Regions from separate parts of the Mus musculus genome. Here region 2 is linked to region 1. Evidence: chromatin loops called from intact Hi-C (ENCODE). Cell type or tissue: heart. All regions are shown on one strand.

Region 1 (8,000 bases):
CATGACTACTTGGCATCTGTTATGGATTCTTATATCATGTGCGCGCGCGCGCACACACACACACACACACACACACACACACACACACCACTATAACTTTCCACAGGTTACCTTTTTATCCATCCTTATAATTTCTAGACCTATCCATTTTGATCAGTCCAAATTTGTTTATTCATCAAAATGTTAAATAGTACTCTCCAGGATATAAGAATATCAAAGCACACTACAATATACTTCTCAGCTTGTTTCTGGTGAAGAGTTGCCCAAGTGTGTTCTGAGTGGCAAGGGAATGTAATTAATGTCTGCTGGCACTCAGGGCAGATAGCAGGTTAGGTGAGTGTGGTAAGAAGACTGTCACCACACTGTATGATGTAAAAATGTCAGGCCAGTGTTGTAAGCAACTCCTGAACTTGATTCATAGCAAGTGACACAAGGAAAATGCAGGTATCAGTCCAGACCTAGACCTGAGTGAGTAGACTAAAAGGGTCCTTCTATCCTTGGAAGAGAACACACAGGAACACACATTAAAGACCCAGTGGGGAAGCCTGTGTTGACCAGAATGAAGATGCACACAAGCCATCCCTCCTCTGCAGTAGGAAGTGAGGGTTATATTCCCACTTTAGAATCCTTAGGATTGAATCCATCTTCAAAGACTCTTCTAAGGAATGGAAGGCTCAGTTGGCACGGCAGGATAAGCTCTGCTCTCAGGGCTTCCTTCTTTGACTATATTGCCTCTGAAATTCTCCTAGGAGCAACATGCCTGTTAGGCGGCAACTGAGCTGGGTAGGAGAAATTAGGAGAAAGAAGAAACTTGGGATGGGAGAGTTTTAAACCACTTGTTCTCAGAAGTCTGAGAAGAAATCTGTACACATGAACTGACTCTACCTTCTTATGTGATTGGAGCAGTAAGCATGTATACTTTTTGAAGGTATGAGGATCTTGATCCAGCATTTAATCGGTATATTTATTATCTCCTCATTAGAGCATGGCCCGTTATGGAGGTTCATTAAGTCACTAGGGATTTCTGAATCATAAATTTAATGAATTTCTGTTAAAACCTGTCCCCCAAGGATGGCCTTGTTGGACATCAGTGGGAGGAGAGGCCCTTGAGCCTGAGGGCGTTTGATGTTCCAATGTAGGGGAATGCCAGGGCAAGAAGACCAGAGTGGGTAGGTGGGTGGGTGAGCACCCTCATAGAGGCAGGGGGAGGGAGGATGGGATAGGGGGTTTCTGAAGGGAAGACCTGGAAAGGGGAAAACATTAGAAATGTAAATAATGAAATATCCAATTTTTTAAAAAAAAAAACCCGTTCCCATCAAATTAGGACCTGAAAGAGGTACAGTAAGTGAAAGCACACTTGAATGTTGGCTATCACAGTTGTCAGCATAGCCACCACAGAGGTGTCATTATTAATCAAAGGTTCCACTGCCCTTTGTGAACTTAACAGGGACAGGAACCTCTTTGACTTCTGCTTCAATGTAACAGCAAATCAAGCCCCTGGCTCTCACCCAGGCTACAACTCCCTTTTCCATCCTGTCCATGTTCTTTGGACCAGAGCCATCTGGACACTGAAGATTACCATTTGTCACATGACTTGTTCCTGGGAATTGAGTTTCATTAAGGAAGGACTTCAGCAAGTGCCAGGTCATCAGTAGAGAGGTTTAAGAGAGCATCCCAAGTTTAGACACTATAAGGATGAACAGTTTATACTTTCCCCTGTGATCTCTCTCATGTCTACAAGAAAGTCAACACAAAGTACAGACCAAGACAAAACTGGAAAATCTTATTCTAGGTAGTCACTTTGTCTAGTCCTTTCCATATTATGACAGTCCATGTTTCTGACTTGAAGATGTCATCTTTACCTAAGTTTCTGCATTAGCTTTTCAATTCCTGTCCCTGCATGATTCACAACTCTGAGGTGGAGATAGAGGGTGTTCAGGTGGCCATGAAGCCTTCCCTTATGCTGTCCTAGAAAGCTGTTCTGAGGCCATCTCTGACACCTTGCCTAGGGGCTGCAGTCAGCTCATGCCTCTAATACTTTCTCATAATTCATGTGCTCTGGGACCCATTACCAACTTCTTTAAAGTGGAAATAACTTGGTTTGATGAAGTGCTCTATAGAGCCTGCCATCTAGCAAATGTCAGCCTGCACCAGCAAAGACGACAGTACAGACACTGAAGATAGCAGCATCCCCACACCTTATACTTTTTCTGATTTAGAAAGACTTCTTTTCTTTTCTCCTGTCAGATCCTTCATACTTTGAAGAGATCTTCAAAAACCGTCTTCCAGTCTCTGGGAACCATTTCATTTGCTGGTACAATAGTCTATCTGAAATTACTAGCTATTTATTTGGCCTAGTATCCTTTGGAAGACTATAAAACTGTCATATCAGTCTATTTCTCTCTGCTTCTACCTATACACAGATCTAGACCCATGGGAATTTAGGAAAGTGTGTGTGTGTGTGTGTTTTCTATTTTCTGATCCCAGAGAGATACCAAACATAATAACCAGGAGATTTTACAGCTAAAGGGTGTGTCTTTTTAGATGTTCAGTACTTTTGACTTCCTTTACCATCAGCAACAGCTAAATGATGAAACTCTATACTTTATGTATAGCTGCTAATGAGCAAGGAGTTCTAGAAGCTAACTCAAGATAAATACTTGCTGTGCCAACTAGTTTTATGTTAACTTAATGCAAGCTGGAGTTATCTGAAAGAAGGGAATATGAACTGAGAAAATGCCTCCATAACATAAATGTAGGGCATTTTCTTGATTAGTGATCAAGCAGGGAGGGACCAGACCTTTGTGGGTGGTGCTATCCCTGGGCTGGTGGTCCCGGGTTCTATAAGAAAGTAGGCTGAGCACATCATGGGAAGTAAGACAGTAAACAGCCCTCCTCCATGGCCTCTGCATCATGTCTTCCTTCCAGGTGCCTAGAGTTCTTGCCTTGACTTCCTTTGGTGATGGAGTATGATGTAGAAGTGTAAGCCAAATAAACCCTTTCCTCCACAGCTTGCTGTTGGTCATTATGTTTCATCACAGCAACAGAAACGCTGACTAATATACTGCCCAGGACAATTTGCTGAGCCTTCATCTAGTCTGGAAGCACCCATTATGCATCCATTTGCAAGAAGTTAGACCTGAAGTACAGCAGAAGTCTCTCCCCATATAGATTAGTTCTGGCCCAGCAGCTCTGGACTTCCGGGCACAGGGCTGATGATAAGTGAGGGTTGTCTACACCCCTATTTTTTTTTTCTTTAGGCTGTTCAGGGTCAACTGTTGAATACTCCTAACCTTGGGCATTAAAAACTGCCTCTATATACTTAGAATTCTCTTGGCCGAGTGGGTTGAACTACAGAGTTCCACCCAATGGATGAACTTGCATTGGGCTGAACACTGTAGCACAGCCCTACATGGAGGTAGTGTCTGCATCCTGTGCAGACACTGTCCTCAGCTCTTTCTGATGCCAGCACAGCTCCTGTCCATCCTCCTGTTTCAGTTATATCACAGATACTTTTGCCGCTCAGCTGTGAGCAATTTGAGGGCATGTCCATTTTTGTCTTTGCTTGTTAGCTGTGTGGTAGGGAGTGAAGGAACTCAGTGAGGCCTGCTGACTTGGGACTGAGAGCACCACAGAAGGATGGTGTCCTGACCCAGCTCTGAGTGCCTGGCAGCAAACATCACCTCTGGTGCTAACCCTGCTTTCCCAAGGTTGGTTCCAGGAGCTGGCTCACGTAGCGCTGGTCTACAATCTCTTGTAGTGCTTCTTCATCTCTAGCAGGCAAATAATGGGTGGAAAGGCTCAGTCACAGGAGATTGGACTGTTTACAGTTGGCTGGGCCAAGATTAGTGTGAGCACAACATATGCCAGGTTCATTGGAAGTTACATTTCCCTTTTGTTTACACATTGTAGAGGAGAAGACCAGAAGGGGGGCGGGGGGAGGTGACCTCCTGTTAACCTCGCTGTCTGCTAGAGGCCGCTGCCCTCACCTCTGAATGAACTTTCAGATTATCTCACACAAGATTCACCTTGCGCTGAACTTGTGCGCCTGCTCTGAAGGCCCCAGTCACGTAGATGTGATTAAACATTACAGAGTGGCCATAAATTTACAGAAGTATTATTGTGGCTTGCTTTCCTTTCTTCTTTGGGAGAGGAAGAGAGCAATGGGTTTGGAACAGTGGGGGAGTTTAAAAAGGAAGTCCATAGTCAAACAAACAGTTCCTTTTTGCGGTTCTGAACAAAGAAGAAAACAAGGCATAGGTGTCCCAGAAAGAAAGGGAGAAATATTGGTCAGGAGAGGAGTCAGAGCTCTAGAGGGCTGCAGAGCCCCATTCTTAGCAGCAGAGCTGTGGTAATCAAGGCCCTATTTCTAGACAACCTCAAAGTTCACAGGGGACACTCGAACTGGTCTGCCCTGAAGGGACCCTTGAGAGAGAGGGAATACTTTCCCTTGAGCTTGCTTCATAGTTCAGGAAAGTGACAGGGAAAGAGGTGAGAAAGAGGAGGCTGCAAGCGTTTTCTTCTTTCAGCTGCTATGAGCATTTGAGACATTTCGACAGAGAGAGGACCATGTTCTAGAGGAAGCATCCCAGCTGACCAGATAACCCAAGAACATTTATTTCTGTGATCCATTATTTTATGCTTAAAGTAGAAACAAAAGTATCTCACTGAAAGTTTGCTAAACTCTCTAGAATTCCAAAGCCAAGAGGTGCCTACAACCAGCCTGTGTTACCTGTGAGACAATGAGACTTCTACAACTAGGGAGTATTCTATTTGATCCAAAAGACTTGGAAAAAAAAAAAGTGGTCAGGAAGCCCAGACTGAGGTGACAGGAACTGGCCAGAAAAGCCACCTTTGGAATGAGTTGTCTTGTCTCTGGTTACTTCCATGGCAGTGACAGAGTGCTTAAGAAGCTCACTGTCACCATAGCTGGCGAGGCAGTGTCCCCCAAAGCCCAGAGAGGGTCTGTCTACATAAGGAAGGCAGCCAATGGCTTAACTGAGTGTCTAAGAGTAGAATTCTGAAAACAGAATTAATAATGCACCAGAGTTTATGTCAGTCAGACTAAGCTCCCCCATGGTTCCTTAGAGCCAGCTGAAGGCCCCACCTCCTCTAGGAACCCAGAACCCATCTGTATACATGGAAAGTGCTCTTACATAGGTTCCCACTCCTCTGTTTGTCCCTCACAACTGACGATATCAGTAAACCAGAGAAACCTGACTATTTTGAGTCTGTAGCCTCCAGAATAAATGTCAGCTCTTTGAGGGCCAAGGCCCACACCATATGTGTGTGTGTGTGTGTGTATGTGTGTGTGTGTATTGTGTCTAAAGTCCTAGAAACTAACAAAAAGCTCTTGATATTCTACTGCTTTTGTGTTTCTTCTTCTATTAAAATTATTAGTTTTCTTGTGCACTTCTGTAAGAAACGTACATGCTTTAAAAATTAGAAAACATTTTAACACAAAAGCATAACAGAAAGTGACCACTCATAATTTTATCTCCAGGGGATAATGAATGTCAACAACTTCATGTCTGGCTTTTAAGAATCCCATAATCAGCCACCAAACCCAGACACTATAGCATATGCCAGCAAGATTTTGCTGAAAGGACCCTGATATAGCTGTCTCTTGTGAGGCTATGCCGGAGCCTGGCAAATACAGAAGTGGATGTTCACAGTCATCTATTGGATGGAACACAGGGCCCCCCAATGGAGGAGCTAGAGAAAGTACCCAAGGAGCTGAAGGGGTCTGCAACCCTATAAGTGGAACAACAATATGTACTAACCAGTACCCCCAGAACTCGTGTCTCTAGCTGCATATGTAGCCGAAGATGGCCTAGTAGGCCATCACCTGGAAGAGAGGCCCCTTGGTCTTGCAAACCTTATATGCCCCAGTACAGGGGAATGCCAGGGCCAAGAAGTGGGAGTGGGTGGGTAGGGGAGCAGGGTGGGGGGAGGGTATAGGGGACTTTTGGGATAGCATTTGAAACATAAATGAAGAAAATATCTAATAAAAAAAAGAATGTTTTCTTACCCAAAATAGAGTACATTATACATGCTGACAAAAGCCTATTCCCTGAATACAACATGTCTTTCCCATGTAGGGAGATAGCGCAGCGTGGTGCCTTTCACACACATGTAGACTATGCAGTAGGGATGCATTTTGTATACAGATTTTTAAATGTAGATTATCTTTCTTCATCATTTTGAAAGATTCAGATCGTTTGCTTTTAATGGCTATCTAAACTGAACACATCCCTTTTTAATGAATATTTCCCTCCAGTCCTTTTCTCTATTATCCAGTGCCTTGATAGAAACATGTAAAATATATCTTTGCATATTTCTTTAATAATTCCATCAAAGATGACAATATGGGTGGGGTGGAAACTGGAAGGCCTCTAAAGCTGACTGGCCAGGCCAATCAGTGACCTTCAGGTTCAGTAAGAGACCCTGTTCAAAGGTGGAGATGGGATCAGAAAGACACTTTTGGCTCCACTGCATGCTTACAAACATAAACACAAAAAATACATACCACACAATCAGAAGAGATGACAGTATAATGCAATGGGTAAATGGTTCTGGATCTAGGCAGCCTGAGGTAGATTCCTGGCTTTTCCATTAGTCACTTTCATGACGTTGGACAAGTTACTTACTCTTTCTTCTTTATTCCCTCCCTCTCTGGAACTTGCTGGCCTACTCCAGTCTCCTGAGTGCAGTGACAACATAACCAGTGATGTATTACACTTTCTGTGATCCAGCTTCATCCCCTACAGGACAGGATGGGGATAGTACACCTATCAGGTTGTGGTGCAGGCTGAGTACTCAGAACAGTGCCTTTCACATTGCTGTGCTGAACAAAAGCCACCAACGGTGAGGACTGATAATGGCAATACATCCCTAAGAACAGGATTTGAAGTCAGAGATCTGGGTTGTCATTGATTACTATCCCTCCAGATTTTATACTCCCATTAGGAGGTGTCATGGGTGTTTGGGAACAGAAATACTCCTCAAAGAACCTATTTCTGTTAGAAATACCAAAGGGGCACACTCATAAAAGCTTTAGGTGTATAATATTCTACCATAAGATCTTGTGCTTCCTTCTCTTCCTAAATCATAAATGCCAACAATAATCATGAGAATAAATTGTAAATACTGACACACTGGAAAGAAGGTTGTAGCCTGCTGTACTTAAGATAGTGCTTTATGGCTTGCAAAATGTTTTCAAATGGCTACACTTTTAAGTAGGAATACCACCTAAATTATTTGCTGTGAAACGTTATACTTTCAAATGGTACAGTGAGGATAGTTAGGCTACAAAGTGACCAAAGATGCTTATATTGATCTTTCCCCCAACCCCATGTTATACAGCCTAGACTAGCCTCAAATTCACTATATGGCCCAACTGAACCAAATTCTCCACTGTCCTGCCTCAGTTTCCTGAGTGTTGGGATTATAGGGGTGTGTCAGCACACCCAATAAAATGGCAGATCTCATGCCAATTCCTTCCTAGTCCCTTAGATTTAGCTCTACACCTCCAAACGAATTTGGCCCTGGGGAGGGGGGCTTCTTGCACCCTGCAGCTCTCCTCTCCCCTCATATCTTTTGGTTGTTTTTTTCTAGAAACCTTTCATTTCACTATCAGACATTAAGAAGCACATTTTCTTTACTCTGGCCTTGCAGCCACAGGTTTTCCTCTCTCTTCTCTCTAGAAACTCTTATCAAATGAGCTCAGAGGAAGTGAGCTATAGACACCCTTGATCTCTGAAGGGCTTGGAATATTTTCAATTATGCAACTTTGCTCCCTCCATCAAATGTAAGCATTAACAAATATAGTAAGTTATTCTAAACAAAATCGTTTTTCAAAAATTTAGGTTTCAAGGGAAGCAAAGTCTGCTATTCTTAGGACTTCCCTAAAATTCTCTTAGGTCTCTTCCTTGCTACCAGGAAATGTGAGTGTTCTACTATATTAGAAATTAAGTTTGTTTCCACCAAAGACCCTGTGC
Region 2 (8,000 bases), 97 kb after region 1:
GATAAAAATTTTACTTTAACAATATCAGAAAAATAAAATGGGTCAGTGAATGATGGTGCCTGCTCTCAAGTCTGATGACCCCGTCCCAGGACCTGTACTGTAGAAGAAGAACCAATTACAAGAACTTGTCCTCTAACAACCACACATGCTCACACAAACACACACACACACACACACACACACACACACACACACACACAAACACACACTCACACACATAATGTAGTAATTTTTTTAAAGTGTCAAAATGAACCATTGCACTATCAAATACCTGCAAAGGTATAGAAAGACTGTAACCCCGATGAATTGCTGGTAGGGATGCAAAATGAATAAGTCTCTTTGGGAAGTAGATTGATAAACAACCTTTGATAAAGTTAAAATATACTTTTATTGATTTAGTAATTCTACTCTCAAATACTTACTCTGAAGAAATAAGAATATATGTTTACTCAAAATCCCATATACTCCTGTTTATTATAGATTTATTCATAATACCCCCAACATAGAAGTAAACCAAATACTAATCAACCGGTAAATGAGTAAGCAGATCATACATATGAATACATACTATTAGATGATAGCGATGAGTGAATAAGTAACATAGGCCCCAGTATGGGGAAACTCCAAAGGCAATATGCTGAGTGAATCAAAGCATAACTACCATACAGCATGCTGGAAAAGACAAAACTGTGATGTCAGAGAGATCACAGTATGATCTGAAGTGGTAATCAGATCGTGGGACGACCTGCATTCTTATTCATGATGGTGAGAACGGAAAATGGTCTAACAGAGAGCAGTTTGAAATTTTAAAAGAACAAGGTTAATCATGAAGCCTACATCCACATGAACACTTCCACGGTAACAATCTTAGCAACTTTGTTTACAGTGACCTGAATTAGTTACTTTTCTGGGGTTGTGATAAAATGCCTTGACCAAAGTGACTTATGGATGAAGGTTATTTTGGATCATTCCAGAGGGAGACAAGCAGCCACAGCATGGAGCTGAGAAGTCACATCCTCAACCAGGAAGCAGAGAGAAGTGCAAGTGACAAGAGGCTTTAAACTCTGAAAGCCACACCCCACTACACTATTCCTGTATCAGAGCTACAGCTCCCAAACCTACCCAAACAGCACAGCCAAGTAGAGACCAAGAACTCAAATGCCAGGGACTATTTGGGATAATCCTTATTTAAACTACCACATAGTTCAAATCAAAAACAATGTGCACAAAAATGAACAGATTAACAGCTAAATAATAACAGATCAGTGTAAAAAACTTAATTCCTCAATAAAAAGAAGAACCACTGAAACAGTTATCCCTGTGAAGACATCACCAAGTATCATGCGGAACTACAGAAGCCAGACAGAGTACACTAAAGAGTATCAACTCTAGAATTTTCAAAATACACTTGAGTGACTGCCTGTGGTCCAGGAGATGGACCAACTTCAGAGAAGCAAAAGAGATTCTATGCACAACAGAATTGGTGCTCATAGGAGTTGGTGCTCATAGGAGAATGTATACTTACCCAAAATAAAAAACCCCACACATTTCATTGGAAACAAATTATACCTTCACTAAACTGATTTTTAAGAGTTTTAAAACAGTTTAAAATGTTTGTTATGTTAAATTTAAAAACTTAAATAAAATGACACAGGTATTATAATACACACATAATAAAGACCAGAGGGAGGCTCACAAAAGTACAATTTTACTGGGATTAGCTTTACTTTATATCTTTAAAATTATTTTAATATGCAATTGTCTTTTTTCTAAATAAATATCTTTTAATGCACCCCCACACACAAATAACCAAAGCCACCAACTTGTAATTGATTATAGGCAAGAGAAAGCCAGATTCATGTTCTTTTCAGTCATCACTGTGCTTAGCAGAGCTGAGAACATTTAATAGCTGCTATTCTCAATTTCTCACTCACCAGGAGTCTCGGAACATGAGAAGACAGCAACAAAGGGGTCGCCTGATGTAGACTGTAGATGCTGTGCCTACACAGACACCATAAAACAGGAGTAACAATGGCTAGATAGTAACAGTCCTACTAACTCAGGTATACGCTAACCAAGCATTAAATGCCATGATTATATTATCTTACTTAATACTTACACCAATCTTATAAACTTTGTAAGTTAAAGACTTTTGTTTTGTAGGTCAAAAATTACATTTAAGATCAATAATTTAATTAAATATCACAGCTAGTAACCTACAAGTGCCCAGCTCCAAACTTCTTGACATCATGCTGCCTTGCCAACAGTACAAGTTCGAGAAAGTATACTCAACCACAGAGAAGAGAAAAATTAAGAGTTCCTAAACTAAGAGGTTTGAGACACTGCTGACCATTTGGCCACCATAAGCCTCGGAAACACAGCCTTTTGCTGGCCTCCTAAAACAGATATTGAGTTTCTAGATTAACTGAATATATCTCAGTTGCTATATAAAAACTAGGAGTCAAGCTTTTTTGGTTGTTTGTTTTGTATTTGTTTTTGTAATTTTTTTCCCTACTGGTTATTTCCTGTGAGTTTTACCAGTATTTAAAAGAGGGTGGGGGTGCTGAGGGTATCAGAGGAAGGAGAGCTGTCTTTCCAAAGAAATACTATCTAGGAAGGCTTCATAGTCAAGTTCGATTTTACTTCAGAGTAAGAGTTCTCTTAGACTGTCCTATCATCTTTCTTTTCCTATAACTTCAGTGAGTTGTTTTATCCCTGGAAATCAACAGACCAGGAAAGAAATAATACAGGATAATCAAGAAGGAGCTACTGTAAAAAATGGTCCACCCGTGGGTATGGCTGCTTATACACAAACCTGTTGCCTCTGCAGGCCCCTGCTTGCTGTTATCTTCTCTTGGAAAGGACACCCTTCTTCCTGGGTCCACTGCCTCAGAGAACCAACCTTTGTAACTTGCCTTTGCTCCTCTACTCTACTCTGCGCTTTCTCGTTTGTATGACTGCTCTGTTTCAGCTTACCCCTTAGGTCTTGATATCCCCCATGGAGTCTGGAACTGTCTTAGTGCATCAGGAAGCAAGCACACTAAGCTCAAAACAGTGTGGCTGTACCATGGTGCTCTGTCCACCCTGTGATGGACTGTAAGGATGTAGACTGTCCTTCTGGTTTCCTTCCTTCACTGAAGCCATTTGCTTCTCCTTTCTCACCAGTCTTTATTCCTTTATCCATTCATGGTTTCTGAACTTGCCTAGAAGAAATCTTTAAGTTAGGGCTCTCTGGATTCTTTTGGGCACTTGCACCCCAGGAGTCTAGGGAGCTTGGAATAGTTTATAGCAAAGGTTTGTTGTTGTTGCTGTTTCGTTTTATTTTCCCCAAAATGAAATATGCCCCAATTCCCTAAATCTAGACCTTTGCTGTCTCTCACTGCTGCCCTCCAGTGGCTGTCAGAGATTCAGTGATGTAGGTGTGAGACAAGTTTCAGGCCTGGCTCTGCTGCTTCCTCTTTGGACTGAGTGTTCTCCAGTCTGACCCTAGATAGTAGAGCTAGCAGACCTCAGGTCAGTATTCAGAACCACGGTGCTTTCACTCAGCTAGCGTCAACACAACCTCCAACACTGCTCACAGGGAGACACATCTGTGATGAATCTCCTACCTCTCTTCTTAAAGTTGGGACTGTGTCAAAAAACCCCAAAGTTTCAAATTTGTAGGTATGCATATACATGCCAGGTATTAAATATGGGGAAGAGCACCTGAATTGGCCTTTTTTAAAAAAGGGAATCAGAACATAGTGGAATTCCTCAGGCTATCTTGCAGGCTCCCCAGGTATGATGGTTTGTATATGCTCAGCCCAGAGAGTGGCACTTTTAGAAGGCATGGCCCTGTTGGAGTGGGTGTGGCCTTGTTGGAGTAGGTGTGTTACTGTGGGTGTAGGCTTTAAGACCCTCATCCTAGCTGCCTGGAAGTCAGTATTCTGCTAGCAGCTTTCAGATGAAGATGTAGAACTCGGAGCTCCTCCTCTACCATGCCTGCCTGGATGCTGCCATGTTCCCTTGATGATAATGTTCCTTTATAATAATGGACTGAACCTCTGAACCTGTAAGCCAGCCCCAATTAAATGTTGTCCTTAAAAGAGTTGCCTTGGTCATGGTGGTCTGTTCACAGCAGTAAAAGCCTAACTAAGACACCAGGCATCTAAGATGAAGCAGAAGGAGCTCAGTGACACACTCTATGGACTAAGGCAGAAGCCACCAGGAAGCTTCTATACTATGATTGTTAGGGCTTTGCTCACAATCAGAAATGGAATATAGCCCTGACTTCTGTGCTGACAGACCTGGTAGGGAGGTCTGGAGAGTGATGCTATCACCACACCCAAGGTAAATTATGGTGGCCCTGCTGATGTAAAGATCCCAGGGTTGTGGCAGACCAGATCCATTTGTGGAAATTTCTGTTCTACCACGCAGTAGAAAAGGTCTTCTGTACTCTTCCAAGCTGCAGTAAAATATGTGGACAGTCAAGCTAACTCCTGTCTATGGCCAGGTGGGGTGAAAGCAATAAAAGAAGATGATAACTAGGGAGGCCCCCTAGCTAGAAGGCCAAACCTAACAGATTTTTCATGGGGAAATATTCTAAAAGTCTGCTGTTTTGCTTCTGGGCACCCAAAAGAGCTTTCTCCTAACCTACCTAACCAAAAGAACTTGGCTTTCTGTCATCATGTATTTGTCATTAAAACAATAAAAGAACCCTAGGAAGGTCCATAACATAAGACATCCATAAGCAGTGTTGCCAGGCACACAAATGATTCACAGGAAGAACCATCAAACAGGCCAAAAGCTAACTATCTACCAAATGCCACCCCACAAAGAACCAAGGCCTTATGACCTACTGCCAGAAAGTAGGTCTCTTCATCATCTGAGGAAATCAAACACTAGAAGATACATTGCAGAGTTCACCTGATCTTCCAGTTTCCCTTCAAGGACCCAGCCTTTACTGAATGAATGAACGAATGGTAAACTACCATGGCTTTCATGTAGTTGTCCTTTACTAGCAGTTTTTCTTCTTCAATTCTCAGCCTCCCTAAAGCAATTCTGTACAGACTTTTGTAACTAGTACTCCTCTATGGCAAGAGGATACTGAGCAGAAAACGTCCTTCCCTCATCAACCTATTTGTCTCTGACTGGCAGGTGACTCCTGAGCGTGCAGGCTGGCACTCAGGTTTACACACAGTCAAAAAGGAGCCCTGCCAAACAGCAGTGCTTAGAAGGGGGTTCTACAAAAAGACCTCATCACTGTGCCCTATCATGACCTATGCTGAGCCAGTCATAGTTTTTATAAGGTTATAAGCAGCATATGAAGATCTACCACATAAGGAACAGGATATATTTGCTATCAGTTTCCTTTGATGTAGGAGGCATAATCTTGAAGGGCACAGGTGTCGGCAAAACATATTATTTCATCAAAACAACAAAAAAACTGTTTCCAAAGACCCAAAGACCACCTTGTTGAAGTTAGTTACCATTTTAATGCTAGGTTGGTGTTACCTCAAGCTAAAAGTCCTTTCCTGAGAATCTGAATAGCAAAGTATAGCATAATTATCCTTGCCTGGGGATCTTGCAGGAAGTTCTGCAGCTGTACTTAAAATTGAACAAGTGTGGCTGCACACACACAAATGAGCTAATGAAAGTGACATCTCCTGGAAGCACCAGGACTACCCGAAGAGTGACTACAGGAAGAGCAGAAAGCTGAAAAGCATGCTTTCAAGCCAGAGTGGCTAGAAAAACCCAAGTCTATAGAGAAGGGCCCTGTCACCTTCACTGTATTCTATTCACCCTTCAATGGTGTGAAGCATGATGGTAAATATAAGATAATGCTTCCTGAATCTGGAAATTGGCATCTGTACTCAACTGCTTGCTGTGCCTATGTCACAACACAAATTATGGCCAGCAGGAAGGACTTCTGATGACAGCGAGAACAGAGAGATATGTGCAGGTAGTCAGATGTGCTACCATGACCTCGCAATCTGGATTTCACAGTTGCTCTGTCATCTCTCTCTACACGCCCTAGCTTAGTGGTGCGGATTGTCTTTACCAGGACAGGCTGCTTTAAGGCTTAGGAGTGCCCACACTTTTGGCATTATAACATGGTGTTGCCATCAAATATTCAAATAGAAGAACTGCACATCTGGATTACAAACAATAGCAAACAAGTATCATAAAGTTTTAAACAAGTTATGATTTTTGTGGGGCCACATTCAGAGCTGCCCTATGTGGCCTATAGGTCATGGGTCAGACACAGCAAGACCTTTCCTTCCAGACCTACTATCCATATGAGTCTCATAGTCCACAATTTATCAACCTATTTATTTTTGACTGGGGCAGATGATGCCTGAACTTGCAGGCTGACACACTCACATTCACACATAATTGAAAAGGACCCCTGCCAAGCAACAGTGCTTGGGAAGGGCTTCTACAAACACAATTATTGGCCTAGACAGCTCCCTCCTATGATGGTTTGAGTGAAAATGGCCCTATAAGCTCATATATTTAGCTGATTAATTTCTAGTTTGGTGGAACTGTTTTGGGAAAGTTTAAGAGTTATGACTTTGTTGGAGGAGGTGTGTCACTATAGTTGGGCTTTGAAGTTTCAAAAGCCCACGCCAGACCCAGCTTCTTTTCTCTGCCTCCAATTTGTAGATCTGTTCTAAACTCTCCTCTACAGCTCCAGTGCTGTACCTGCTTGCCTGATGCCATGCTTCTCGCCATGATGGTCAAGGATTCACCCTCTCAAACTGTAGGCAAGCCACCAATTAGGTGCATTCTTTTATAAGTTGTTTTAGTCATGCTCTTACAGCAATAGAAAGGTAACTAAGACACCTGATGAAGGGGTCTTAACACTTCCCTCTGATGCCCACCACCAAGACTCTCTTTCATGAACTCATTCCCCTCCTATACAGCCCCTAGTACTATTCTCCAGGAATCTTTGTGCCAGGCATGGCAATGCATTTCCATAATTCCAGCACTCAGGAAGTTGAGGATCCAGAGTACAAATCCAACCTGGGCTACATGGTGAGGGCCTGCCAATAATAATAATAATAATAATAATAATAATAATAATAATAATAATAATAAATATAATCTTATAAACAACAATGATATAAATATAATTTTATAAACTGTCTAAAAGCCTCTCACAACAACAATGTTAATAATACAATAAATATAATCTTATAAACTGTCTAAAAGTCCCTCACATTCCAGCAGTTGAAGGACTAATATGAAGAAGCACTTGTGGGAGGTAGTTTTATGCTAACAACTTCTTGTTTGTGATAAGAAATGATAACTTGCACCTGGGGCCTTTTGAAACATGGAGCTGCCCAACTCCTACTTGCCTCTGGTAAAGTCCCCCAGTTAGTCAGTAGTTTAGAATGGTTAGCCTGTGAATCAAAGTATATTTTAATGTGTGGTAGGTCACAGAATCATCCATTGATGTAAGTGGACTTTCTACTAAGACTAGCATTTAAATAATTAACAGAGGGAAGGTTCATTTTAGGAATAACATAATGTTCATTAGAAATAGATATTTTATTTCAAAACAAAATTTTTATTGAGTAGGATCAAGACACAATAGAAAATAGGAAGTGAAGCTGGACAAAGGTTTCTGAACTGTTTTCTGGTTCTAAGTGGAGACTAACTCAAGTTACTGATTCCTTTTACCTTAACAGAAATAGCACCATAATCTATTCCACAACCAGAAAGAAATGGACAGGCAGCTCTTTAGACACTACTGTTGTTTTTAAGGCAAGCCCTGCATCTGCAATGGAAATGCACTGTGTTTACTTTAGATGCAGGGAAGAAGTTGGGGAATAAGTGCCCTAGAGGGAATATCCCCAGCTCACTCTAAAAAAAGCCCAGATATCTTGGGATGGCTCAGTGTGGAAGTGCCTTGCCAACAAGCTTCATTCAGGAGATCTGATGCAATGTCATAGGCTTGTTCATTCAGCTTTAAAAACATTTAATGCAGATTGAAAGTAACTGCTGGGGCTACAAAG

The links. Peaks named below come from ENCODE experiments on the same cell type or tissue, not always from the same donor. Only the 100,000 strongest peaks of a DNase experiment are listed, where the experiment ranks them.
Region 2: it touches region 1 in a loop (2.0-fold over the local background); 4 of 42 quality-filtered maps call a loop at or near these places.

The regions. Positions count from the first base shown.
Region 1 is chr6:84,636,865-84,644,864 of GRCm38, forward strand. The region is part of intron 20 of Exoc6b (exocyst complex component 6B); the gene reads right to left. Among named protein-coding and RNA genes, the nearest start is that of Cyp26b1, 47 kb to the left of the region's middle. In heart, a CTCF peak has its summit at 4,308; DNase peaks (open chromatin) are centred at 1,517 and 3,877; H3K4me3 peaks cover 319 bases; H3K27ac peaks cover 740 bases.
Region 2 is chr6:84,733,731-84,741,730 of GRCm38, forward strand. The region is part of intron 20 of Exoc6b (exocyst complex component 6B); the gene reads right to left. Among named protein-coding and RNA genes, the nearest start is that of Cyp26b1, 140 kb to the left of the region's middle. In heart, a CTCF peak has its summit at 3,393 (motif pointing left); no DNase peak of the experiment used is centred here.